5 separate regions of the Mus musculus genome follow, and regions 1, 2, 3 and 5 are each linked to region 4. A link is a loop called in an ENCODE intact Hi-C map of the cell type or tissue named here. Cell type or tissue: left cerebral cortex. All regions are shown on one strand. Region 1 overlaps Cdk19 (cyclin-dependent kinase 19). Region 2 overlaps Slc16a10 (solute carrier family 16 (monocarboxylic acid transporters), member 10). Region 3 holds the start of Amd1 (S-adenosylmethionine decarboxylase 1). Region 4 has its middle 45 kb from the start of Slc22a16. Region 5 holds the start of Cdk19 (cyclin-dependent kinase 19).

Region 1 (5,000 bases), 160 kb before region 4:
TTCTTTTCTGTGGGTTTTGTTTAGTTTGGTTTGGTTTGGTTTTTTGAGATGGGGTTTCTCAATGCAGCCATAGCTGTCCTGGAACTCACTCTATAGACCTTGCTGACCTCGAACTCAGAGATTTGCCTGCCTCTGCTTCTTGAGGACTGGGACTAAAAGTGTGGTCCACTACCATGGACTTTTCTTCTGTTTCTGTTTTTCATGATTGGAACTAGGGAATGATACCTAACTTAAAAGAAACTTTGCTAAGGTACATGTAGGTTTTTAAGTTTTTTTATGATTGTATTTTTTAAATAGTAGACAAAACTGAAGTAAAGCCAACCATATGCTTTAAAAAGCAGCTGGCTTGATAAAGAAGATAGAGGGCCATGGGAGAGGGGATGGTCTTGCTATTTTCAGATTTAGTGTTACACTGTTTTACTTGGGAAGACAGATCTGTAACAGTTGAAAGAAGCCTGGGCTGCACTGTGTCCGCCATTCCCATAGCACCTCCTGAGTGGTGCCTCGAATGCAGGCTCCTGTTTTATCCTGCAGAAACCCAGCTGCTCTGATGAGAAGAATGGGCTCATATTGAGGAGGGGTAGGTAGTGATGGGGCTGTGGGCTCCACTGGGAACAGTGTGCTGCAAGGTGAGACAGGAAAGACTTCATTCACTGGAACTAGCATAGTCCATACAGTTTAGAAACAAACAAGTCTTACAGTGTATATAGAAGAATAAAAACAAATACAGTTCTTTTAAAACACACCAGCAGTGTCATTTATAAGTACTCAGAATGGAGGTTGGCAATACAACCCCAGATGTAACAATGTAGGCCTGGCTGGTAGAGAATGAGAATAATGCATTCCAGATGGAGTAGATTCCAGTAGTTTCCAGGATGGGGATAGACATGTATCCCATGCTCTCCACCCCCAGTTTTACGAGGAATATATGTTACAAAAAAGAAACAATTAAAAATGTTTTAAGTGCCTCTGCTCCCTTTTCCTAGAGATGGCCACTGCCAAGTGGCTGTAATGGCCTCACAGAGGGCAGCTTCATGGACAATTTTCTAACCATGTGGGGCAGAGGGCAGAGGGTATGTGAGCCAGAGCAGGAGCCTAGAGAGAGAGAGAGTGATGAGAAATGCTGAATTTCTGGTCCCTTGTGATAGCTGTGGGGTAGACAGGACAGGGCTAAAAGAAAGGACAAGAAGATGGTTAGGGGCAGAGTTCTGTGACTAGATGGAGGGGGACAGAAGTGTGGCCAGAACCAGAGACCTGAACCAGATCGGGACGTGCTGGGCAAGGTTTGGGTAGACAGGATTGAAATGTAACTATTTTTAAAATTTATATTTTGGTCGTAAGTTGCTGTATTTAGTTTTCTTATTGTTGTTACTTTTTCTTTCTTTTTTTTCCTTTTTAAAAAAAGATTTATTTATTTATTTTATGTACGTGAGTACACTGTAGCTGTATTCAGACACACCAGAAGAGGGCATCAGATCCCATTACAGATGATTGTGGTCACTAGGTGGTCGCTGGGAATTGAACTCAAGACCTCTGGAAGAGCAGTCAGTAGTCTTGAACCACTGAGCCATCTCTCCAGCCCTTTTTCTTTTTTTCAAAGCAGAGTCTCACTATATATCCTTGAATGTTGTCTTAGTAAGGGTTTCTATTCCTGGACAACCAGGAAGCAAGTTGGGGAGGAAAGGGTTTATTCAGCTTACACTTTCCACATTGCTGTTAATCACCAAAGGAAGTCAGGACTGGAACTCAAGTAGATCAGAAAGCAGGAGCTGATGCAGAGGCCATGGAGGGATGTTACTTACTGTCTTGCTTCCCCTGGCCTGCTCAGCCTGCTCTTACATAGAACCAAGACTACCAGCCCAGAGATGGCACCGCCCACAAGGGGACCTCCCCCCCTTGATCATTAATTGAGAAAATGCCTTACAGCTGGATCTTGTGGAGGCATTTCCCCAACTGAAGCTCCTTTCTCTGTGATAACTCCAGCCTGTGTCAAGGTGACACAAAACTAGCTGGTACAAATATCCTGGAACTCACTTGGTATGTGTTGATCAGGCTGGCTTACAACACAGAGATCTGCCTCTGCCTCCAGAGTGCTGGATTAAATGCATGAGCCTCCTCACCCTGCTCTTTTTGGTTGATAAGAGCTGTCATGATAGGTGTGAGGTAATATCATTGTATTGAGGATTTTGTTTGTTTTGAGATAGAGTCCTGCTAAGTAGCTGAGGCTGGTCTTGAACTAGCAATCCATTTGCCTCTGCCTCCAGATGTTGGAATTTCAGGCTTGTGCTACCATGTCAGCTTGAGTTTTGGTTTTGGTTTTTATTTTTTTAAATGTGTGTGTGCTCATATACATGTGTGTGTATGTGCCACAGGCATGTATATTGGTCAGAAGACAACTTGCAGGATTCAGGGATTAAACTCAGGTTAGAAAGGTTTGGTGACAGAGGACATTGTTGCTGTCTTCAGAGACACCAGAAGAGGGCATCAGATCCCATTACAGATAGTTCTGAGTCACCATGTGGTTGTTGGGAATTGAACCCAGGACCTCTGGAAGAGCAGTCAGTGCTCTTAACTGCTGAGCCATCTCTCAAGCCTGACAAAGAGCTTTTATGTGCTCATCTTACTGGCCTCTTTTTTTCTTTTAGGATTAGAAAATGTGTGCAGGCTGGACGGTGGTGGCACACTCCTTTAATCTCAGCACTCTGAAGGCAGAGGCAGGCAGATTGCTGAGTTCGAGGCCAGCTTGGTCTACAAGTGAGTTCCAGGACAGCTAGGGATATACAAAGAAACCCTGTCTCGAAAACAAAGAAAAAAATGTTTGTAGTATAATTAAATGTCAGTAGGTTTAAGAGTCAAAATCATAAAACTTTAGGGATTTTATAATATTGTGTTGTACACGTCACTAATTTTTTTTTTTTTTTTTTTTAAATAAGGTTTCACTATATCTCTCTGTGGTCTGGAACTCACCTTTTAGACCAGACTGGTTTCCAGCTTACAGCATTGCTTGTCTCCTTCTCTGGAGCACTAGGACTAAGGGTGTGCAGCACCGTACTTAGAGGGAGTTGTTTTAAGACAGTGCGTTGTTCCTTTTTTCCCTGTTACATGGTGAGACTTGGAAACATTATTACATAAAGGATCGTATTCTTCTAATAGCTAGCAAGTAGATCTTGAAGGTTTTTTCCTCTTGGTTTTTGGAGACACTTTCTCACTGTGTAGCTAGACTGGTCTTGAATGTAAAGCTAGCTTCCTGCCTTCACCTCAATTCTCAGATTACTACCCAGTTTATCTCGAAGGGTTTTAAAAAATGCCTGTTATTAGAGAAGAGCGAGGCATAAGGTTACAGATCTAATTCTTTTACCTGATTAAACGTTTACTATTTCATAGGAATGGTTTCTGAAAGGTGTGTTTCATGGTTATTTTCATTTTACAGTATTGGAACAGATTCATTTCCACCAGCCTGCCTAGTGTGCGTTACTCATTTCAGCATTACCTCAGAATTCAATCTTGCTGTTGGAATAGCTTTAGCTTTACAGTCTAGCCCCACGCCCTTTTTTCTCTGCATCTGTTCCCTTCCAGGTGCATTTTAAATAGTTTCCCCCATCTATGTTCAATAATTTCTGGTTCTTAAGAGAGTGGGCCCTGAACTATAGGACTCACGCTTCATATTTTGTGAGGTTTATTTTTCTGTTTACTATCTTCCATTTTCCACATACATGTATTGGTTCTCTTACAGACTTGGAAAACAGTTGTTAGTTTCAGTTCATATGAGTGCACACTTCTGTGGTCTGTTTCCCAGTAGTCGAGGAGCATACGTGTTTTCCTGTTTTTGAAGTGTATGTAGTAAAAGTCAAGCACTCAAGCTCAGTTAGCATTTGAGTTTTAATTTTGTTTTTCATAATTGGTTGCAAAATATATGATGACCTGTGATACTTTATTGATTTTCTTGTTGTCTGATCTAAAGTCTGATTTCTTTGGCAGATATGTAGACTTACATCGGCATTTGACATTTTATGTTTTGGGCAGTGGAACTTTAAATATACATAAACTCTGCTGTTTGCCTCTGTTGTGTTTGGAGGTCCCAGGATGGCTTTGTGTGTGGTCCTCACGTGATGGAGGTTGCAGACTTCTCAGCTGAGAGTGAAGAGGGTGTTGCCTTCTGGTGTCATTGTGTGTGCTGGGGTGGGATGTATCAAGAGACAGCTTTCTGTGTTACCACGCAGCAGTTAAAACGATATCACAGATGCATCACTTTGATCACATTTATGATGCATTTTTATTCGTTATTACTAAAACCTGTAAAAGAAAAAAAAAAGAAAGAAAGACGTTGGAGCTGCTGAGCTAGCTGCTCAGTGGATGCGACATTTGGTGCCAGTAAGCCTGTTGCGTTCTAATCCCTGGGACCCGTGCAGTGGCAGGAGAGAAACGGCTTCTGCAGTGGGCCTTTGTGTGCTTGCTTGTGTGCACACCCACAGACCAGTGTAACAGAAATCAGAAAGCCATAGAGAGCTAGAGAGTGACTTTCACTTGCTCTGACATTAAGATTGGGAGTAACTCATAAAAGAGAACACTGGTATATTGTATAGTATGACTGTGCCATTTCTCAGACTTAGCTGCACTGTGGTTTCTTCTGGGAACTTGTCCAAGTCATTATTCATGTTGTATTCTTCCCTACTGCTCCTTTTACTGAAAGATTGCTTCACAATAAATAGAGAGGCAGCCTAATCCATGACTCATGACTGGAGGATAGACATTCTTGTGTTAGGTTCCGTGTGCCAGAAACGTTAGTCTCCAATATGCTAATTACCGCTCTTCCCAACTTGTTAATATGCTCTTCTCAAGTTTGTGCTTGTTTTAGTAGAGAAACAAACACATCCCACATACTTGTAAAATACATTTTTATAGAGGTTTTTTTAATGAGTTGCTTTTAAAGAAAATAATGAGATTAGGATCAGAAAATCTGATATACCTTTCTTGGGCAATGTTTCTTTGACCAAAAAAAG
Region 2 (5,000 bases), 470 kb before region 4:
CTTGGAACTGAGAGATGGCTCAGTGGTTAAGAGCACTAGCTGCACTTCCAGAAGACCTGGGTTCTATTCCTGGGGCCCACATGGAAGTTCACAAACATCTGTAACTCCAGTTTCAGGGAATCTGATGCTCTCTCTGGCCTCTGCAGGCACCAGGCATGTTTGTGCTGCACAGGTATACATGCAGAGAAAATATACATACAGAATGAAAAAGGATAAGATTAATTTAATAAAATAAATTTGTATTCCTTTGAGGATTGAACTCCAAGGTTCTTCACACAGACAGCACTTCCTTGAGCACTTCAGAGCAATGCCTAGTTCCTTTTACCTTGTTTGTGTGTTTTTAAGTCTTTTGTTTTTAAGATTTATTTATTTATGTATATGAGTACACTGTCCACGTTGCTGTCTTCAGACACACCAGAAGAGTGCATCAGACCTCATCACAGATGGTTGTGAGACACCACATGGTTGCTGGGAGCTGAACTCAGGACCTCTGGAAGAGTAGTCAGTACTTTTAACCTCTAAGCCATCTCTCCATCCCCCTTTTACCTTATTTGTATTGAAGGAAAGTTCTCAGGAAGAAGTTGACTCCCCATCACCCCCCACCAGAAATGCCCAAGGCCAACTAACTTATTAGGACTTCAACAATGTTGGAGTTAGAATGTTACAAGTCCAGAGCCACTGTTAGCTCTTTTGTAGACATTTCCTGCCCTCCTCTATGTGTGAGCTAATATCTTTGTGACTGTCTTCAGTGTACCAATGCCACCGACCAAGTGGCTGTGAATGCCCTGAGATAGGGCGTGAGGCCTGGAGCTTCCATTTCCTCCCTTGGCTTTAATCTACCTGCCTGATGTTTCTAACACGTCTGAAAAGTGGCATGCTTTAAGAATGCTCCGCTGCGGTAAACACCTCACCAAACATCCCCACTTAGAAGCATGGAATTTGGACTAACCTAGTCTATGTTCTGGAACCACGGTCACTCATGTTTAGCTCCAGAATACATTACTCTTTTTGAGTTGAGAGCCGTGTTTTGCCTCGGCAGTAACTAAGGAGATAAGGGAGGAAAATGCTAGTTCCCTGTAGAGTTTATGTCCAAGCTGGTCAGAATGTAACTGCTGTGAGGAATAAATATTTGTCCTTTTTGTGCAGAGATTCCTGGTCACAGGAAGCACATGTCAAGGTTTGATAAATGGTCCACACAGGAGGATCAGTACTTCCTTATCATTTGCAAATAAATATCAAATATGCAGAACAAATATTGATCTGTCAATACCGGAACCTGGTTTGGAAGACAAATGAGTTTTTCATTACACAAGCTTTTTTTTTCTTCTCCTAAGCACAGCATTGTGGAGAGACAACACTGACCTATTCTCCTCAGACCCTGGGCTCCATGGGAAGCTAAGCTCCACCTGAGCGAGCATAAGCATCCTTCCAGGCAGATCCATCACTGATCTGACCAAGTCAGATTCAGTTGCTGCCCTTAACACCCTTACTTAACACAATGTTTCCAGACAGTCACAGCCTCTGGCCAGGAGGCTGCAAACCAAACCAGGCTGTGGCCACGGGAGAGGCGGCGAGGGCTGTTCATCCGGCACTGACTGACTGATGCTCCTGACGCTGAGGGCCGGCAGTGCTGTGGAGGTGCTTCCTATACAGGAGGAGAGTGAGGGAACATGGCTGACTTTCTGCACAGAACAGGCCACACAAAGCAGTGCCAGCCGAAATGAGACTGCAGGGCCTCTGATTCAGTCTGGGCAGAGTTAAGTACTTGGATTCTATCTAAACATTTGGTAAACTCCATACCCTCATGTAAAATGTTGGTGATAAGTAAATGAAAAACAGCTTAAGCAACACTGTCATTTTCAAAGGAAGAGAGAGTTTACACACGAAGCCGGACATGAACATGAGCCCTCCTACCCTCAGCCCATTCTGTACCCCACGCAGGATGAGCACAAGAGTCCAGGGCACTTGAGTCCACACATATGGACATGTTGTCCATATGAGGACTAGGAGTTTGACAAACACCTCAGTAGGCAGGAGAGGGACCATATGTAGGTAATAAAGGTGGCAAATTTCCAAGATGGCTGGCTTCTTCCTCACCTTCCAGACCGCAAGACAAGTTCAAGGCAGACCAGGACATGTTTGTGTGACAGTTGTGGGCCAATTAGCTACCAACCCTAAATTACTGAAAACTATACCAACATTCTCCAGTAAGGTAAAATCTCCAATCTTGGTTCTGAAGACATGGATAACTGCCCTTTCCCATCTTCCCACCTTCCTCCATTCCAGTCTCCTTTGCTAGGTCTAAAACCACCTAACTTTTCCCAGCTATGAGCTGTGCTAAGAACCCAGGGACCCTGTCTGTCCTGTTTGTGCCACTCTACCTGGGCTAATGTCTAAGAGCATAGGAAGTATTCAGAATTATTTTTACAAAATGAAAGCTGAAAGTCTTCAGTGCAACAGATGTCCAGAAGAGGGCATCTCGACATTAGAAAACAAACCTAACTGATCAGCAAAATGCTAGTTAAGTCTATCTACAATGAAGTATTATAAAGAGTGGAAAGACTGTCGTAAAATAAAGACTTCCATACTATTTGAGACAGAGTCTCAATCTGAAGGCCAGGCTGGCCTGGCATGGCTGGCAACCCTGCCCCATGAGTACTGGATCCAGGTGTGAGCTGCCTTGCCCAGGGTGTGTAGGGTTGGGGGTAGTATGTGCCACAGAGCACATGTGGAGACCAGGGACAACTTAGTCGAGTACTGCTCTTCCTTCTTCCTTTCCCTAAATTCTGGGCATCAGTCTCAGGCCATCAGGTTTGAGGCCCATAGCTGTACTCATGGAGCTGTTTCAAAACCCCTCCCTTTTGAGACAGGGTCTCTCTACATAGCCCTGGTTGTCCTAGAATTTACTACATAGACCAAGCCAGCCCTGAACTTGGAGATCTGCCTGCATCTGCCTCCCGAGTGCTGGAATTTGAGGCCTGCTTCACTGTGCCCAACTTGGCTCTACATTTAATAAGAGTACATAAATATGAACGAGGCCTGGATCTCACTCCCAGTACTGGTGGGAGGAGGCAGATGGCAGCCGCTGTCTCCACCTCCTTCTAGCTGTGTAACAGATGCTGGCCCATGACTGTCTGCTTGGACCCACAGCAAGGCAGACCCTGTTCCCAAGTGTTCATATCTGTAAGTGGAAGCAAAGAACTATGCCTTCCTTGAAGGGCCAGGCAAGGACTGGAGATGGTGCATGTGGAACACTCCGTTCATCATCTAGGTCATCACAGTGTTGCTAATGTAACTACTTAAACGTGTACAAGGCATTACTATAGCTGACTAAGGGAAGGTACTTTATCTGTAATGCACACCCGTGCCACGTATTTTCCTGCTCCCAGACTTCACCTTTTATGAGACTGCTCACACAACTTGTCATGATCAATCCTCCACTCCCTTTCTGGCTCTCCTTTTCCGTCCTTTGGATGTGGTTCCCTATATTCCCATTTACTCATCTGTGTGGCCACCGATGGCCTCTTACTCAGTCACTCCACTAGTTCCTGATATCCCTAGGAGCACTCTATTCCCAGATGTTTCTTACCAACCTGGTCCCTTCCTCGCAGTTCCCTGGCAGCCTGAATGCTCAAGTCCCACAGTGCTTCTACCCACCCACGAGCTCCAAGCTCAACTTGGCTGTTTTACAGGTACCATACACAAATGTGGCAAAGACAAACAGTCTGTCTTCCTTGGATTTACTGAGTTTCTAATTTCACAGGATGATGAAACCACCATTAGCCAAGCGACAGATCTCGGGTGTGGCCAGCGTAAGTGGCTCCATCGGGCACCTGCTCTCTGTACCTTTGATTTACTGCTTGATCCCAATGGCTTTCCCTTGTTTTTTTCCTATCTAGACCCCATCAGCAACTTCCAATTTACATCTGTGCAACATGTCACTGCCTCTAAATGCTGCTATAAACCCCACCCAGCTTATGTGTATTATTAGACCAACATTCGTATCTTAGTTTAGACCATTTTCACCACCCCTGAAAGAAACTATCAACTCCCCCAACCACCACCTATTTACCTTCTTAGTGATCTGCCTATTCTAGACATTTTAGATCAATGGAACCATTCAACATGTGGCCTTTTGTAACTGTCAACTCCTGCTGCTCCATTCTCCACTGCATTCTTTCCTTCCCAATTTCCATATTGATCTTCATAAAACACTGCTCATGTCAGTACCTGCCTTAAAACTCTACAGTGACTTGAGGTAGACTGACGAATAACATTCATCCCCTTTCATTTTTGTTTGTTTGGCTGTGTTTTTTGAAGTGGGGTCTTGCTGTGTAACCCCAGCTGGCTTGGAACTTGCTATGTAGAGCAGTCTGGCCTTGAACTTGTGTTGATCTTCTTGCCTATGCCCCACCCCCCACCCCCCACCCCACCCCCGCCCTGTCCCCGATGCTAGGGTTCTATGCAGCATTATGTGTGGAAGGTCATCAAGTTTCATGCCCATAAATGTCTTCTTAACCCGGCTTTACTCCAGCTATACCCTCTACTATTCTTCCTTTATGCCTTTCAAGCGCCCAGCTTCCCAGGCACACACATATACACATCTATGGACCCTGTGGTTTCCCTCCTTAGGACATTCTTTTCTTCTCTTCCTTATCTCCGTCTGTCTCCATCTAGTTACCTACTCACTTATAGAAAACCACTTTTCTGTGATGCTAGGGAACAAAGCAGGGCTGTGTGCGTGTAAGGTAAGCGCTATTACTAAGTTACATCCCAGCTCTTTAAGTAGCTCTCATGTCTTTATACTCTTTAGACCCTCACTAGTGATTCAGCTTTTTCCCAGGGAGTTGTTATCGCACTGAGCTGTAATACTGTACTATCATGTCCCCTAAGACCTTTGACTACTAACCAGGGATCACAGAATGTGCTGAGCTCTGCAACATCTAGCAAGCTGCAGAGTTCTGGTAAGAAAGACTCAAGTCAACTACAAGCTGACCGTC
Region 3 (5,000 bases), 220 kb before region 4:
TTCTGGGTTCAAGATCTCACTATGTAGCACCTGAGTGGCTTGAAACTCACTTGTACACAAGCATGGCCCCTGCCCCCTCACCCCCACCCCTCCCAGTGCCAGGATTAAGTGTGCCATCAATTCCTAACGACCTCCCTCCCCATTAGTAGATTTGCAGTTTGGGGACTAACACAAAACTGCCATTAAAATTCTCAAGTCGATATAATCAATTAGATCTTAAAACTACCAGGCCTGGTAACCTTGTGAAGATGTGGAAAGCAATGGCTATTTCTTTTTTTTTTTCCTTTTTTTTTTATTAGGTATTTTCCTCATTTACATTTCCCATGTTATCCCAAAAGTCCCCCATACCCCCCCCCCATTCCCACTTTTTGGCCCTGGTGGTGTTCCCCTGTACTGGGGCATATAAAGTTTGCAAGTCCAATGGGCCGCTCTTTCCAGTGATGGCCGACTAGGCCATCTTTTGATACATATACAGCTAGAGTCAAGAGCTCCGGGGTACTGGTTAGTTCATAATGTTGTTCCACTTATAGGGTTGCAGATCCCTTTAGCTCCTTGGGTATTTTCTCTAGCTCATCCATTGGGGGCCCTGTGATCCATCCAATAGCTGACTGTGAGCATCCACTTATGTGTTTGCTAGGCCCCGGGCAATGGCTATTTCTAAAGTTACCCTTTGACTCTCTTCTGTAGGCTTATGTTGAATAGGCTTCAAACATAGTTTCTTTAACTGCCCATCTGTCTTTAGACAGGGTTTCTCTGTATAGCCCTGGCTGTCCTGGAACTCACTCCTGTAGACCGGGATGGCCTCGAACTTAGGAATCGGCCTGCCTCTGCCTCCCGAGTGCTGGGATTAAAGGTGTGCACCACCACTGCCCAGCATTAGAATTGCTTCCTGACAGCTTTAATACCTAGTGTTTTTATATTACTGTTATTTTCCCCAGCCTTGACTGCTGTTAATACTATAAATATCAGTTTATTTCATCTTATTAGCCCATGGTTATTCTTTCCATTTCAGGAAAGATGCAGGTCCCCTACAAACCTCCCTGTTAGCACTGACTCGTGATTTATCCACCTGCTGTCTCTCAGACACTTATTTAAAGTTCATAACAACCAGTGCACCCTCAGCTGGATGGCCACTGAAAAAGCACTGAATTTTTTTCAGTTCTTTCGAACAGATTTCAGCTCTACTTGATATATAACAGTCACACACACACACACAAATCAGTTTCTGGTTACACAAAGTAAAGGTTTTTAAACATTTAATAAAAGCACAGGTCGGTGGCAAAGCAGAGGCAAGTGGATCAGGTCAGCCATGGCTACACAGAAAAGTCCTGTGTAGAAAAAAAATAGCCTACCTTTTTAAAAAGGCCCATCTTTCCTCTACTCAGGAGCCACTTTAATCAATATATTTTAGCATTAATATATATTATTATTTTAGCCTATGGCTATTTTGCCTATACGTGCCCCACAGATGTGCAGGGTCCTCAGGAGTCAGAAGTGGGCGTCAGATCCCCCGGAATCGGAGTTAGATGGTTGTGAGCTGCAATGTGGGTGCTGAGAATTAAATCCGGGTCCCCTGGACAACTAACTATCTAGTATCTAGGACCCTTAACCTCTGATCTATTTTTAGAATCCCACTCTGGTACTTCCAACTAAGTTGAGAACGAAAATCTTCTCTTTATCAACAAGAAATGTTTTTTGTAATTTCCTTGCGTACCCCTCTTTCAGGTCGTACCAAGATTTTCTAGGAAATAATCCTGGAAGCACCAGCTTTCCGAGACGCCTATCACAATCAGCTTTCCATATCTGTAAAAGAGGTAAGCTTCTCTATGCTTACTATGAGAAAACGTCAAGGGTTTGTAACTGAAAATGGCACACACTTCACATGAGGATCGAAAACTGAGACCTTAGCACTTCGGGTACATTTTTTTCCCTACAATGGAAACGTCTGCAGCAACTAGTAGGAACTGCGTTTCCCAGTGTGCCTTAAAGTCTCGGCAGCACGTGGCCGCTGGGATTCTCTTCTCGCTTTTTGTCAGAGGACGGTTGCACCGCGCAGCCAACATTCCTAAAACGCCCATTGGTCCACACCCTGGGGCCAGGCTCCGGAGGGGCCCAGGAGCTCATTGGTCCGCCTCTCAATGAACCGGACCACGCCGGTTCCTCCGCCACTCTAGTCCCATTAGTGCGCTTCGGAGCACGGCGGAGCCCGGGTACCGGCCACCAAAGCGGGAGGCTGGTGTCACCGCCGCCGGGTCCATGCATCCTCAGTGTCATCCGCGCTTCAATGCTCGACTCTCCCAGCGAGGTCACTAGCAACTCTCCGCACCACCTCCCGTGTCGGGTGTGAGCAGGGGGCCCGCAGGTCTCCTTTGCTCCAGCTTAAGGCATTAAGTAAAATAGATCTTCGGGCTGACAGGCTTGTACCCCGGGAAGCAGGCAAACCCTCCAGCACCCCGCTGCGCTCTCCCGGACTTCGCCTCCGTAACAGGTTACACAGCCCAAGGTCAGGAGCCTCCCGGGCAAAGCCCGCGGAGGGTCCCGAGGCGCCCCGCTCTGCTGCAGGGCACGTCCGGGCGTCGGCGGGGCCCGGCACTGCGACACGGCCGCTCCCGCCCAATCCCGCCGCCCGAGCGAGCGCCACGCGCGGCCGCCTACCCCGCGGCGGGAGGCCTGCTGGTCGCCCCGCGGCCCAGGCCCACCCAGCTCGTGCTCCGCCCGCCCCTCACCCAGCCACACCTGCCGGAGGGCCGCGTGCCCCCCGCCGGAGCCCGTCAGCCCAGCCCCGCCGTCCGCCGGGGACGTTACCTGAGCACGCGGCCGCGCCGGCCTCCTCCCCTCCCCCAGGCGGCGCAGGCGGCCCCGCAACGGCGGCGGGAGAAGCCAGTTCCCGCCCGCCGACCTGGCCCCACCTGAGGCCGCGACTCGTGCCTCGCAGTCGGCGGCGAGCCGCCCTCAGGCCCAGGCACCCACCTTGGGATGGTACGAAGATCCCCAGATCCCTGGCTTGCGTCGGACTGCTGTCTGGAAAACCAGACCTCCAGCAGTTTCTCCGTCCCTTCGAAAAAATGTGCAGCTTCCATCACCGTGAGACTAGCGAACAACCAACAACCACAGAAAATCAACTAAATTAAATCTCTTCTCCCGCCGCTCCTGCCGCCGCTGCGGATTGTTCCAGCTGTGTTACTAAAGTTCAGGTTCCTTTTTTTTTTTTTTTTGCTATAATTTTATATTAACTTTTTTTTAAAAAAAGGACTAATAAAATTTTCCCGGCTATTTTCGTGAGCGAAAGTTGAACGTGAGTCTGTTGGAAATAGAGGCAGATACAGTTCAGTCTCTTGTAGTCCGCTGCTTTCCCGTTAGGAGAGTTGAGCGAGCGCTAGCTAATGTCGCCGGCCATACTGTGTAAGCGAGGGTTCTGCGTGAGCGCAGACCTTATATAAGCATCCTCCCCGACAGGCCAGGAAGTGACGCCATCGCCCCGCCCTCAGGGCCTCATAGGGACCGCTTCGTGTCAGTCAAACGTCGCCGAACGCCGGCTGGCTGGCGGTGGGCCCACGGGGAGTGCAGGGGACTACCAGCTTGGTTGCAGATGGAGCTGCCGCTGTCCCTTGAGCGGGAGACCGCTCTGTTGTCCGGCTGGGGACTTGGGAATCTGGGATTACTTGTGGAGCTGGTGGGGAGAGCGGGAGACAGGCGAGGCTGTCCCACGCTGCACACAGCTGGTTAGCAGAAAACAGGAGGGAGTCTGGAGGGGTGTCGCGGGGCTCGGCGGGGGCGGTGGCCACTGCTGGGTTGGCGTAGTGCTTTGATCCTGTGCGGTTTCTCGTTTCAAGCCGAGGTGGTTTTTGGCTTTTTAAAAAAAATTTTTTTAAACCATTTTTTCACGTGTTTCCACGAGACGAACGCAGCCTAGGCAATAAAATTGTCAGTGACGTACGTGTGGCCCGGGGTCGGATTGGAATGCGCTTTAATTCTGCTTGTGCTTTATCTGATGTGGGAATGAAGGCAGTTCTCCACGGGTTTACACAATAGCCAGAAGCGTCGTCTTCCTATTTCAAAAGAGAAAAGAGAAAAGCAACGTGGCGCCCAGCCTTGGAGGGCTCCGGCGCTATCTACCCCCCACCGTGTGCCTAGCCTAGCTTAGGAGTTGGCCGCCTTCCAGCAGACACCTATCAACCCGTACTCCATTAGGTCAACTGGTGGATATTTAGTTTGCAAAACTTCCTAGGAACTAGCTTTATTAAGTATAATACGAGGTTATTTGATATTTTTCTTAGGCTATTCTTAAAGGGGTGAACTAATTGAAAGTATTCCTCACAACCACCAGTACCACGCAAATTTACAAATTTGCCTAAAATTGCCTAAATGCCTAAAAAGGATCTTCGCGAGTATATAATAATAATGTAAATGGGTAGCAAAGAGTTTTCACTAATGATAATCTAAAGTATAAATTAGGGGTCAAATCCAAGTAGGATTTTGTTTTGTTTTTTTTTTCTTCTGCTATCTTCCTTTATTTATATTTGCAGTATGAAACACAAGCTCTGCACACATACTTGCACACTCACACCAGCCTGGGGGAGGGAGCTGGGACAAGGCCACTTTCTTTCTTTCTTTTTTTTTTTTTAATCTTAAGAAGCAAAAGATGTTAACAAAGTTATTAGTTACTTGGAAACACTGGGGGAAAGTCACCAAGCTCATAAAATTAAAAATGATTATAGTCACAAGACAAAGGGACCGTCTCCTATTATCCCTAGAGAAATCCACTGCAACTGTTGAAATTTGATTCATACATACCCTGAAGACGAGCTCTTGTCTTACAAGAGCATGGATTCACATGTCTCTATGAAATTTGTTGAGAAAGAACCCGTGTGATGAGGTAGATACGTATATTGCTTTTGCCATGTTTTTAAAAGCATCCAACTCAAACTAGGGATAAGGACAAAATTTAATAAATGCTACTTAGTCTATTATAATAGTAATTCAAGGAGGATGCGGTTATA
Region 4 (5,000 bases):
CCCCAAGTCTGTTTACAGAGAGATCCGTCTCACTGTTTACCCCTCTGCCTTTATAATTGTAAGACTTAGCTAGTAATTTTTATATGAATATCCTGGTTGGAAACCTCTATAATTTCCTTGTTTACTAGAGGAGGAGCGTTCATTAGAGCCCAGGTCCTGTAGGACAGCTTTTCCCATGGACTAAGGGGCTGAAGTCAAACATGATCTTGAAGAGCTGTCTTCCGCTTGGGTGGGCCAGTGTCCTGTCTTCCTGATGCTCGAAGATGTGGAAGCCTTGCTGTCCTTAACACAGACTTGCCCACCTCCCCCTTTGTGCGGTGAAGCTGCCGGCTGCGGCCTCTGTCTGGACCTTCGTGGTTGATGGAAGTTTGCTGTTGTCTATAATCTTCAAAATAAAACTTTGGACCAGGCCCTAATTCTGGGTTGGAAATTAGTAGAAGAAAATCTGGGCTCTGAACAAAAACCACATTTGAAAGAATATCTCCCCCTCCCCCCTTCCATTGGCTCTAAAAGCAGAGGCTGAGAACAGCTGTCCACTGTTTATTCAGGAATTTTTTTTAAACTCTAATTTCTAAACAATAGCTGTTTTCTTCTCCACTTAGAATGGTGTATTTTCTTCTTGGACCATTTAAGTCCTTAGTCCATGTGGCCATGAGGGTCTGTGACTTCTCTCTATGTCTAGGAGGAAACAAAAGACACCCCCCATCCCCCACCCCCCATGGCAATACTCCTGTGTTAGTCTCACAGATGTGTACCATCGAGTTCACTCAGTTTTGGGTCTTAAGGTCAAACTCTGATTGCTCCCTCCGAATGCCTACTTGATTTTGGCTTTAGGGATGAACCCTGCTGAACACCTTTTGGACCAACTCAACACAGGCTGACTTTGGGACACTTCACAGGAAGTTCCTGTAGGCCCAGAATCATGTGAGCACAGGCTTTGACTACCCACACTACCCTCTCTCTCCACCAGAGCTGTCCACCTCATTTTTTGAGACAGAATCTCCCTCACTGTCTTGAAACTTATGAAGTAGGTTAGGTTGGCTGGCCAGTGATCCCCAGGAATCTGCCTGTTTTGGATCCCCATTTTTACAGGAGTTCTGAGGATTGACCTCGGGGCCTCATACTTGGGTGGCAAGCATTTTACCAGCTGAGGCATCTCCTCAGTTTTCCAACTATATAAAATTTGAGAGGTACAAACATTCAGATCCCAGGAACAGGGTGGCCACCATTTGATGCTGAAGTTAGATTGTGCACATAACTGCTCTTGCATGAGGTGTTGAGCAACGGGTTCATCTGGACACACATATATTCCCCACTTGTGCTATCCACACAGCCCGAGGAGAGGAACGTAAGCCAGAGACTGGTTGCACAACAGCCACCAGCTTTTCAGCTGAATGAGTTACGAATAATAGCGCTTTCAGCTTCCATCCCCGATAGATCTGCCCCGGGGAATATGATGGAACTGAGAAAATGTTTATGAGCTAGTAAATTTTTTCTACTAATTTGCAAGGCTATAATAAACCCATGAACTTGATGGCCTGTAGCAAGCATACCAAGAATTAGGAATGGAGAACAATTTAGAGCCATAAAGCCTCTTCAGGACCTATAGGAAATGATTCCCAGAAAAGCTGATGAATTTTTAGCATTTTTAAACAGAGAATTAAGCCGCTAATTTAACCAGCTGTCGGCTAAGAACAACATTTTCCCAAATGATTTTGCGATTTTCGTTTCTCTTGCTTTAGAGAATACAATTAATTCATGTATGTAGGAAATAAAAAAATTAAGTTTAAACAATGACTGGAATACAGTGTCTCTTAAGATGTAATACAAACTTCTTCCCTTTTAAGAAGAACATTATATGCAGCCTTATTCTGCCCCCTTGTGGAAGAAAGTGTTACTACACGCAGAGGACACTGGTGCGTTTTAATTTAATAATAATCAGACACAGAAATCTTATTTAGTGTATTTTCACCCCTGTGTGAAGCAGCCACACTCTCGACAGAATAGGAAGGAAAGTCTTAAAGTATCTCAAGATTTATCTTGTTCGTATATGAAAATTAATAATGACGACGACGACGATGATGATAATAATAAAAATAGTGGTGGCACATGCCTTTAATCCCAGCACTTGGGAGGCAGAGGCAGGAGCATTTCTGAGTTCAAGGCCAGTCTGGTCTACAGAGAGAATTCCAGGATAGTCAGAGCTACACAGAGAAACCCTGTCTTGAAAAACAAAAACAAACAAACAGAGAGACATCCTGCAGGTGATCTGTAAAGAGCCCATTGTCAGAGTATGTATGCCTGGCTGTAGCCATCCTTATGACAGTCAGCAAGAATCCTGGTGTTTCGATATATGCAAATAAATAGCTGTCACAGGGACCTCCTCGTTTCTGTTTCATGTTGAGCGTACCCACTTAGAGCACAGCACTGCTAGTTACTATCATCTATAAATAACAGCAATCTTTAATCATTTTGTGAACCTGGCCGTTTCCTCACTTTATCTGATTTAATTATCTCTGAGCCCTGAGGTTATGTACGAGAGAGGGAGTAGGAAGTATTTCATCTTAGCTGCTGTTCACCTAACCAGCAAGTGAGAGCTGGGATCTGAGAGCTGGGATCTCCCAGGCCCATCAGGCTGTGGATTTCCCGTTGCACAACCCGGCTACACCCAACTTCAGGAACTAACTGTGTGCGAGATGCTGCTGCTGACCCATAGTGTGCTCCTTCCCCCTTCTGTCAGAAGCCAGGGCAAGAGAGGAACTAAAGCCATGCACAGGAAAGAATGGAGCAGACAGGGAGCCCAAGGAACATCCACAGAGAAAAGATTTTATGCAAACAGATGGTCTGCGTGATCCTGTATCCATCTTCCCCATTCAGAAAAGCCTCCTATCTGCTCTCCTTAGAGATCCCTGGGAATCTGTTTCCAGGGCCTTCACAGACCCTCAAGTTCTTTGTATTCTCGTAAGCACTTTGGTCTGCCTCCAGGTTGTTTGTAATACAGGATACAGGGTAAATGGGAGGGTCCAGGCAGCACCACTCCAGGAAAAGTGACAAGAAGCCAAATACAGTCAGAGGCAGGGTTTCCTCCTCCGTAGGTTTTCATTCTACCGTGGGGTCCATGTACAGACAGGGCAGGGTAACTGTGCTTCTCTTCATCGTTACATTACTGCTTTTTGGCTTCGACTGTGGGCAAGATCTGTGGCTTGCTGCTAGGCAGAATGCTGTACAGCGGATGGCTGCACCGGTGATTACATGACTGTTACATAAGAAACTGTGCCCATCTAGCTGGAGAATCTGGCTTTGTGGCATCAAGAGATCACATGTCTAGGAGCTTGATGGCAGCCATTGAGACTCCAAGCAGAGGAGCCTGGCCCATGGGAATCGGGAGATAATAAATGTGGGCTGTGTCAAGGCACAAGGCACTGATTATAACATTATCGCTCAGAAATTAACAGGCAGAGCAGTTATCTTTAAATTTTTTAGATTTGGGACTGCTGAGATGGCTCAGTAGAGGCGATTTCCCTGGTGACCTGAGTTCCATCCCCAGGACCCAAGGAGAGAACGGATTCTGCCCAATTGTCCTTTGACACACCCTCCCGTCACACACACCAATAATTATACATTTTTAAAAGTTACAGACTTATAAAATCTGACTCTTGTGTTTAAGTCACTGGCTGCTTTCTAGTTAATCTTTACAGACAATGTGAGGATGGGAGGCAAGATTCTCTCTTCCTCCTCCTCTTCCTCCTTCTCTTTTGAAACAGTGAATCTCTATGTAGTCCTGTCCAGTCACTCCAATCCGGCCCCCAAAAGTTCCGGACTACTCTTGGTGCAGATCTATCACAGCTTTCTTTTGCCCTGTGGTCCCTAGCTGAAAGCCATCAGTGACTTCCCACCTTTAGCTTCCTCAGTCCTGAGTCACTTGTCCCCAGGACTGGCAATTTCCTGGGACACACACCACACTCTGAGAGGTCAGAGGAAGATCCTGTTTAGACTAGGTGAGAGGTGAGCCATCATTCTTTGTGGGTAACAGCGCCTCTCTGTAAGTGTGCCATGGTCTTCCCAGGGAGTTCTGGTCTCTCTAAAAAAAATGTAAGGTTTGGCTGCACACTTCAGTCTGAATGTTACAACTTCAGGTAATTTCAGGTAGACTTTCCAGTTACTCTTTAGAAAGTGATGCCGGGGAAGGTAGTCCACAACACTGCTAGTACAGCGAGTACAAATATTGCTACCATCTTCTTCCCAGGACAGCTGAGTTCTAGATTCTTCTGAAGGCTACAGAAGTCTATCTGCAGTGCAGTCGCAGGACACAGGACTGCCTTGTCCTGAGTGGCAGGGAAAATCGAGGAATGTTGAGGGACAAGGACCCTGCCCCCTCAGCAACATTTTCTGAGTACCTTCTGTATGTGGGTGTGGTTTCTATGAGTTCAGAACCCACTTCCGGTGGGGGCTTCCAGGCTGCAGAAGAAAAGCGGGACATCGGACATGGTATTGCCCTGGGGCAGCTTTGTGCAGAAGGTTGCTATGAACACAGGAAGTGCTGCTGACACACAGTTGCCCTTGCAGAGAGGACTGAAGGCACACGTGAGCAGGCGACCAGCACATTCTTTCAGAGTTAATAAAGTGGCTAGAAAAAACGAGGTCTCCCACATTTTGTATTTCTGTAAAGAAAAAAGGTGATAGTGTGGATCATTTTACAACTGTTTGGGACACTTTTTGTTAAAATAAAAGTTACAGTATATGCGTATGCACCCTGCTCTTATGCAGTTCTGTTTTACCAGCCAGCAGCACAGACCCAATAGGAAAATTTTAAGTTGGTAATGTATTTTTTAAATGGCTGATAAAAACAATAATTAAAAGGGTAGGGCTCAAGGGCTGGGGCAGGGGGTGGTAAGGTACTTGATCTTCAAGCACAAGGACAGGAGTTCTAATGCCCACTACTCATGTAAAAGCTGGGTGTAGCTATGTGGGTCTGTAACTGCAGCCCCTGGCATTGACAG
Region 5 (5,000 bases), 180 kb before region 4:
TCGTGAAGAACTTACTACTTACAGAACAGTGAAACATAAAACCAACGAGCATGACTCACAGTTTGACACCTCCTTATTTGCTTGTCTTATCCATTCCTTCTTTCTAGCTTAATCTTGCAGGACTCAAACTGGTTGCTTTCTCCTAATGTATCATTTTGTGACCGGGGCGCAGGCTGTCCTGCCTGCAGCTTTATGGTCTCTGTTCTCTCACTTCCTCAAGGCCCTGTTCGTTCTTTACATTTAAGCTCATGGTGCTTTCTTCATGACGGCTACCCACCTAGCCTAACAGTCATCCTGCCGATTTTATCACTGTGCCTTGTGCCTTACAGTTCATATTATAGATGTACGCACGGGAGTCCTACACAATGAAATCGAAAGGCCTGATGATTGAAGCTCATGACATACAGAGAGGAACAAGAATTGGAAGTTTTAGTAGGTATTGGAGATAAATGAAGGAGAGGGAAGGAAATAAAGAGGAAATAACAAGTCGATTCTTTGTTTAGATGGTCTCCCCAGCAATAATGTTGTCTATGGATAGCTTAGCTGCCTTTTTGACACAGACACCTTATCAAATTTCCCTTTTAAATTTAATCTTGTTATAAAATGCTGCCTTTTATTTTAGGTAGTGGAAGAGAGCTGAAACGCGCGTGTCGAATGGATCTCAATTTCTTTTCGGTTTAAAAGCCATCAATATGCAGTGGGTCACATTTTTAGTAAGGCACTTTCTAAGTTCTTACAGTACTACTTTGAGGTGATGGGTTCTGAGCCTCAGACACCATAACGAATCAACGTCATGAGCAAGATAAATACCTTAAACCCCTAGGTGAGCCTCGCCATTACTGTAAAACACGCTTTACTACCCAGCAAAAACGATTGTTTTTAAAACGCTGCATTTTTGCAATCTTCCAAGCGCTTTAATTGTTCTCAGACAGATGGCTAAAGCTAGGCTACCGCACCCGCATATGTTAGGATAAAACCGACTAGAGCGCCAAGAAAAAGATGATTGGCTGTGGGCCGTAGAAGTTACACGGTTCCCCTAGCAAGAGCTGGGAAACCGCTGAATCTTCAGGTTTTGAAATACGGTTTTTGCATCGTAAAGAAAGAAGATTAACCTATCAGGAAGAACCGAGCACATCCAATTACCAATCAAGAGCGGGAAAACAGCCAAAGCCGGAGATAACCAGGCACCAAAGCGGACGTCACTCTTCAGTCTCTGCCAATAAGCCGAGGCAAGGGGCGGGGCAACCAGAGGATCAATTGCCCAAGAAAACAAACAATGTGTAGTACAACTGTCTAAACCCCAGTCCTAAGCTCCGGATGCGCCGGAATGAGCTCTAGAGCAAGGCTCTCGTGAGGTGCTTCCCGCTTTTCTAGCCTAATGACAGTCAGGGCCGGGTATCTACTTCCTAGCTCAGCAAAGGTGTCCTTCCCGCCAGCTCCCACGGGCTCGCAAAAATCCCGCTGCAACTTTGCGCTACAGTTTACAGGAACAGCAGTCGCGCGCTGAGGGGGTGGGGCGGCGGCAGAGCGCAGGCGTACATGCCTTGTGGAGGCGTGGCCCAAAAGGCCCCAGGAACTCTGGGAACTGTATTCCCCGCTCCCGAGGAGGTAGCACAACTCACGAGCCCTCTTGAACTACATTTCCCAGAATGGCTCGCGACCTTGGGGCGGGACGCTTGGTTCCTTAATGAGTTCGAGAAAGCCGCGGCGCGGCCCACCAGGTTCCAAAACAAGGAAATGAAGGGAGGAGGCGGGACTGTAGATGCCTGCGGGAGCCGCCGCCGCCGCCGCGGAGGAGGAGGAGGCGGAGGAGGTGGCTGCCGCGGCCGCCGAGGAGTCCCTTGCTGAAGGCGGACCGCGGAGCGGCGGGCGGCGCGCGCGCGCCCGAGCGACGGCTGTTGGAGAAGTGGAGCGGCGGCGGTGGAGGAGGGACTGAGTGGCGGCGGCCCCCGCGTCCCGGTTTCTCTATGGGGGAAGCAGACAATGGATTATGATTTCAAGGCGAAGCTGGCGGCGGAGCGGGAGCGGGTGGAGGATCTGTTTGAGTACGAAGGGTGCAAAGTGGGACGCGGCACCTACGGGCATGTCTACAAGGCGAGGCGGAAAGATGGGTAAGAGCGCGAGCGGGGAGTGGGCTCGTCCCGTCCCCTCCGCTGCGGAGCCCCGGAGGGCTGGGTGGGTCGGAGCTCCCGGGACGAGGCGGCGTGGGTCGCAGAGCGACGTCCCGGGGCTAACTCGGAGGCACTGGTGCTGCCGCCCCCCGCTGGCCGGTCGCGCCCCTCGAAGTCGTACGGCGCAGCCCCGTCGGGGGCGTCGGTCCCGCCTGGAGTCGCGGCTGCGTGATTAACAGCGGGCGGCGGGTGGAGACCGCGCCTGGAGGTGGAGTTTAGGGGTCTGGTCCCCGGGGACCCTCCGGAGGGCTTGGCTGAAGAGTTACCGGTTTGGCCCTGTGCTGGTGACGGTAGTGGTGGAACTTCCAATCGGCGCAGCGCCTTCCCGGGGCGGCGGTTTGAAAGCTCGCGGGGGCGCCTCCTGTCTGGTGGCGCAGCGCTTGGGGTCCTGGCTGGCCCCTTGGGTCTGACTTCCTTGCCAACCCAGACTTCATCTCTGATGTTTACCTGGGGACTTCCCGATCCTGCTCCCGATTCCCACATTTTAATATTCTGAATTCAGCACTCTGAAGGTGGACCCTGGAGAGAGATAAATTGTATATTACAAGATTTAAGTGTTCTCTGGTTGCTTATCTTTCCTGCCTCTTGGCTATCTTAGGTATAAGATATATCTTGGCTATCTAATTCCCCCCAACCCCCTTTAAGATAGGGTATCTGTGCGCCCTGCTTGGCCTGGAACGGAGAGATTCGCCTGCCTCTGCTAATCAGGTACTATCATTAAAGGCGTATGCCACCAAACCTGGTCCATTTCTCTTTTCTTCAGGAAGAAATCTTGATTTCTTCAAGTTCTTAGCCTCTGTCAAATGGCTGTGAGCTTTGGTAGTGTTTATTGAGAACCTAGACCACCAAGAACAGAAAACGGAGTGACAGGCTTGAGCCTGGATTGCCGTTTCCTTAGTTGAGGGGATCTGTAGGAATCTCTTGGGAAGTCTTTATGGATTGTTATATCAGTAAAAGACAAGTTGATAAAGCATCGAGAATGTCCCCTTCGGGCCGGTGGTCAGACTGGCTTGTAAGAGCTGGCCCGGTGGAACCAAACTTCAGGCCTGGGAATGGTGAGTTTAAAGCCAGTTGTCACCTTGGCTCCTTTCTGGAAGGAATTCCTTTCCCTTAGGTTCTGTAACTTAGACTCAAACGATTGTCAGACTATACAAAAGGGAGACTTAAGGATTGTGATGGGGCATTTTTGATAAGCCGGATTATCACCATACCTCAGATTTAAAGTGCTCCTTGGGGCCCCTCCTTCCCAGTGCTGTGATTTGATAATGTTGGTGAGGCGCTCCCGCATCAAAGTAAGCAGTGCTCGAGCTACTTTTCTAAGAAGAAAGCCAGAGCACAGTCGTACCAAGTGTCTCATACTCAGTACCTGGAAAGTTACAGGTACTGTCCAGAACTCAAGGATGATGGTTAATCGCTATTGCAGGTAGACCTGTCTAGGCCAAGCTACTCAGTTGTCTGAGCTGTTTCTTTTAATTACCACATGTCCTCGAGTGCACACCAGGGGCTGGAGGGTACTGTAATTGACTTGCACTCTGTTTTTGGCATAGCCACTCTCCTGATTAAATTGATATTCCAGTGGGACTCTTCACAGGGCTGTTTGGGGAAAGCAAATCCAGTGCTGTCATTTGGACACTGTGGTTCCATTGTTGGGCTGGATTTTCCCGTATCCCCAGGGACTGTGCTAACGTTGTGATACATGTCATCTAGAATACACAAAGTTTTCATTAAAAATATCTTAAAATATTTTCATTTGCCCTGAGTCTTTGAGAACTTTAACAATTCTGTTTCTGAGTCACATAGACTAGATGGGATTACAACAGAAACAGTTTCCGCTTCTTAGTTTTCACTATATAATAAGGATATTGATTAAAATACACTTATTCTATGAGTGAAATTGGTAAAGTAGAGTACATAAAATAAGGTCAGTTTTTGTATTTTCAAAGTAGAATTAAAACAAAACAAAACAAAACAAAAAACCAAAACACTTAGAGCTAGAGGCAGGCATAGATGGATCTCTGAGTTGGAGGCTAGCCTGGTCTACAGATGGAGTTCCAGGCCAGCCATGGCTACACAGAGAAGCCCTGTTTCAAAAACACCAACAAAACAAAATAAACCAACCAACAAAAAACCACTTAGAATATGAAAATATATTTTCAGACCATTATATCACATGTTCAGACCACTATATCGCATGTAAGACAATCCATGATAGGTTTTATTTATTGATTTTCTTGGGTTAAGAGTCTGGTTCAGATTCCTGGGTTTACACTAAACATTCAAGTCTCTTGTGATTTGGTAGTGGGATTAGTTTTATGTTCATTACTAATCAGCAATTTGAAAGAACAGAAGGTTTTAGTGGTAGTTCTCAAATGTGATACGGATTTGGATAGTTAAGGATTTTATCCTCTGGTCATTCTAAATTACAGTTCCCCTCTTTACATTTTATTTTGGTAAGCTCAGGAAAATGAGTGGTGCGATGCTATTTTAGGGAGCAAGAAAGATGAGGGCCTGCTAGAGAAAAATAATTCTAGTGTATATAACACTATTGCATATACATGCATACATATGTGTACACACACATAAATGTACTCTATCATATAAATAAAAATTGTCAGAACTTTAGAATAACATTACAGGTTGTTAGTTACTTCAAAATGAGATTTTCAAATGAGATTTAAAATAGGCAATACAATGCAGTGTGTATTTATAGCAGGCTAGAAATATAAGACATGTCTTGAGTTTTTCACCTTTATATATTTAATTGTTGCATAAAGATTTTCATACACAGTGGTACTAGTGATGTTTTGATCCCTTGTACATTGTATACTG

The links. A loop is a pair of places that touch in the nucleus more often than their neighbours do. Peaks named below come from ENCODE experiments on the same cell type or tissue, not always from the same donor. Only the 100,000 strongest peaks of a DNase experiment are listed, where the experiment ranks them.
Region 1: it touches region 4 in a loop (3.0-fold over the local background); 24 of 42 quality-filtered maps call a loop at or near these places.
Region 2: a loop joins it to region 4, with 2.9 times the contacts of the local background. A loop is called at or near these places in 10 of 42 quality-filtered maps.
Region 3: it touches region 4 in a loop (5-fold over the local background); 8 of 42 quality-filtered maps call a loop at or near these places.
Region 5: a loop joins it to region 4, with 2.9 times the contacts of the local background. A loop is called at or near these places in 17 of 42 quality-filtered maps.

Annotation. Positions count from the first base shown.
Region 1 is chr10:40,367,887-40,372,886 of GRCm38, forward strand. The region is part of intron 1 of Cdk19 (cyclin-dependent kinase 19); the gene reads left to right. Among named protein-coding and RNA genes, the nearest start is that of Cdk19, 21 kb to the left of the region's middle. In left cerebral cortex, a CTCF peak has its summit at 2,451 (motif pointing right); DNase peaks (open chromatin) are centred at 2,460, 4,161 and 4,662; H3K27ac peaks cover 1,628 bases.
Region 2 is chr10:40,051,006-40,056,005 of GRCm38, forward strand. All of the region lies in intron 4 of Slc16a10 (solute carrier family 16 (monocarboxylic acid transporters), member 10), which reads right to left. Among named protein-coding and RNA genes, the nearest start is that of Mfsd4b1, 28 kb to the left of the region's middle. In left cerebral cortex, a CTCF peak has its summit at 2,459 (motif pointing right); DNase peaks (open chromatin) are centred at 2,487, 3,059 and 3,674; H3K27ac peaks cover 322 bases.
Region 3 is chr10:40,298,779-40,303,778 of GRCm38, forward strand. Amd1 (S-adenosylmethionine decarboxylase 1) reads right to left here and starts at 3,410. Exons shown (of 8, transcript NM_009665.5): 1 at 2,971-3,410. The coding sequence starts at 3,080. In left cerebral cortex, no CTCF peak of the experiment used is centred here; DNase peaks (open chromatin) are centred at 2,071, 2,805 and 3,498; H3K4me3 peaks cover 3,129 bases; H3K27ac peaks cover 1,695 bases.
Region 4 is chr10:40,523,273-40,528,272 of GRCm38, forward strand. No RefSeq gene overlaps it. Among named protein-coding and RNA genes, the nearest start is that of Slc22a16, 45 kb to the right of the region's middle. In left cerebral cortex, CTCF peaks have their summits at 983 and 1,889 (motif pointing left); DNase peaks (open chromatin) are centred at 437, 1,232, 1,882, 2,721 and 1 more place; H3K27ac peaks cover 1,353 bases.
Region 5 is chr10:40,347,611-40,352,610 of GRCm38, forward strand. It overlaps Cdk19 (cyclin-dependent kinase 19), which reads left to right and starts at 1,698. Exons shown (of 13, transcript NM_001168304.1): 1 at 1,698-2,111. The coding sequence starts at 1,984. In left cerebral cortex, a CTCF peak has its summit at 2,286 (motif pointing left); DNase peaks (open chromatin) are centred at 100, 1,197, 1,618 and 2,457; H3K4me3 peaks cover 3,513 bases; H3K27ac peaks cover 2,769 bases.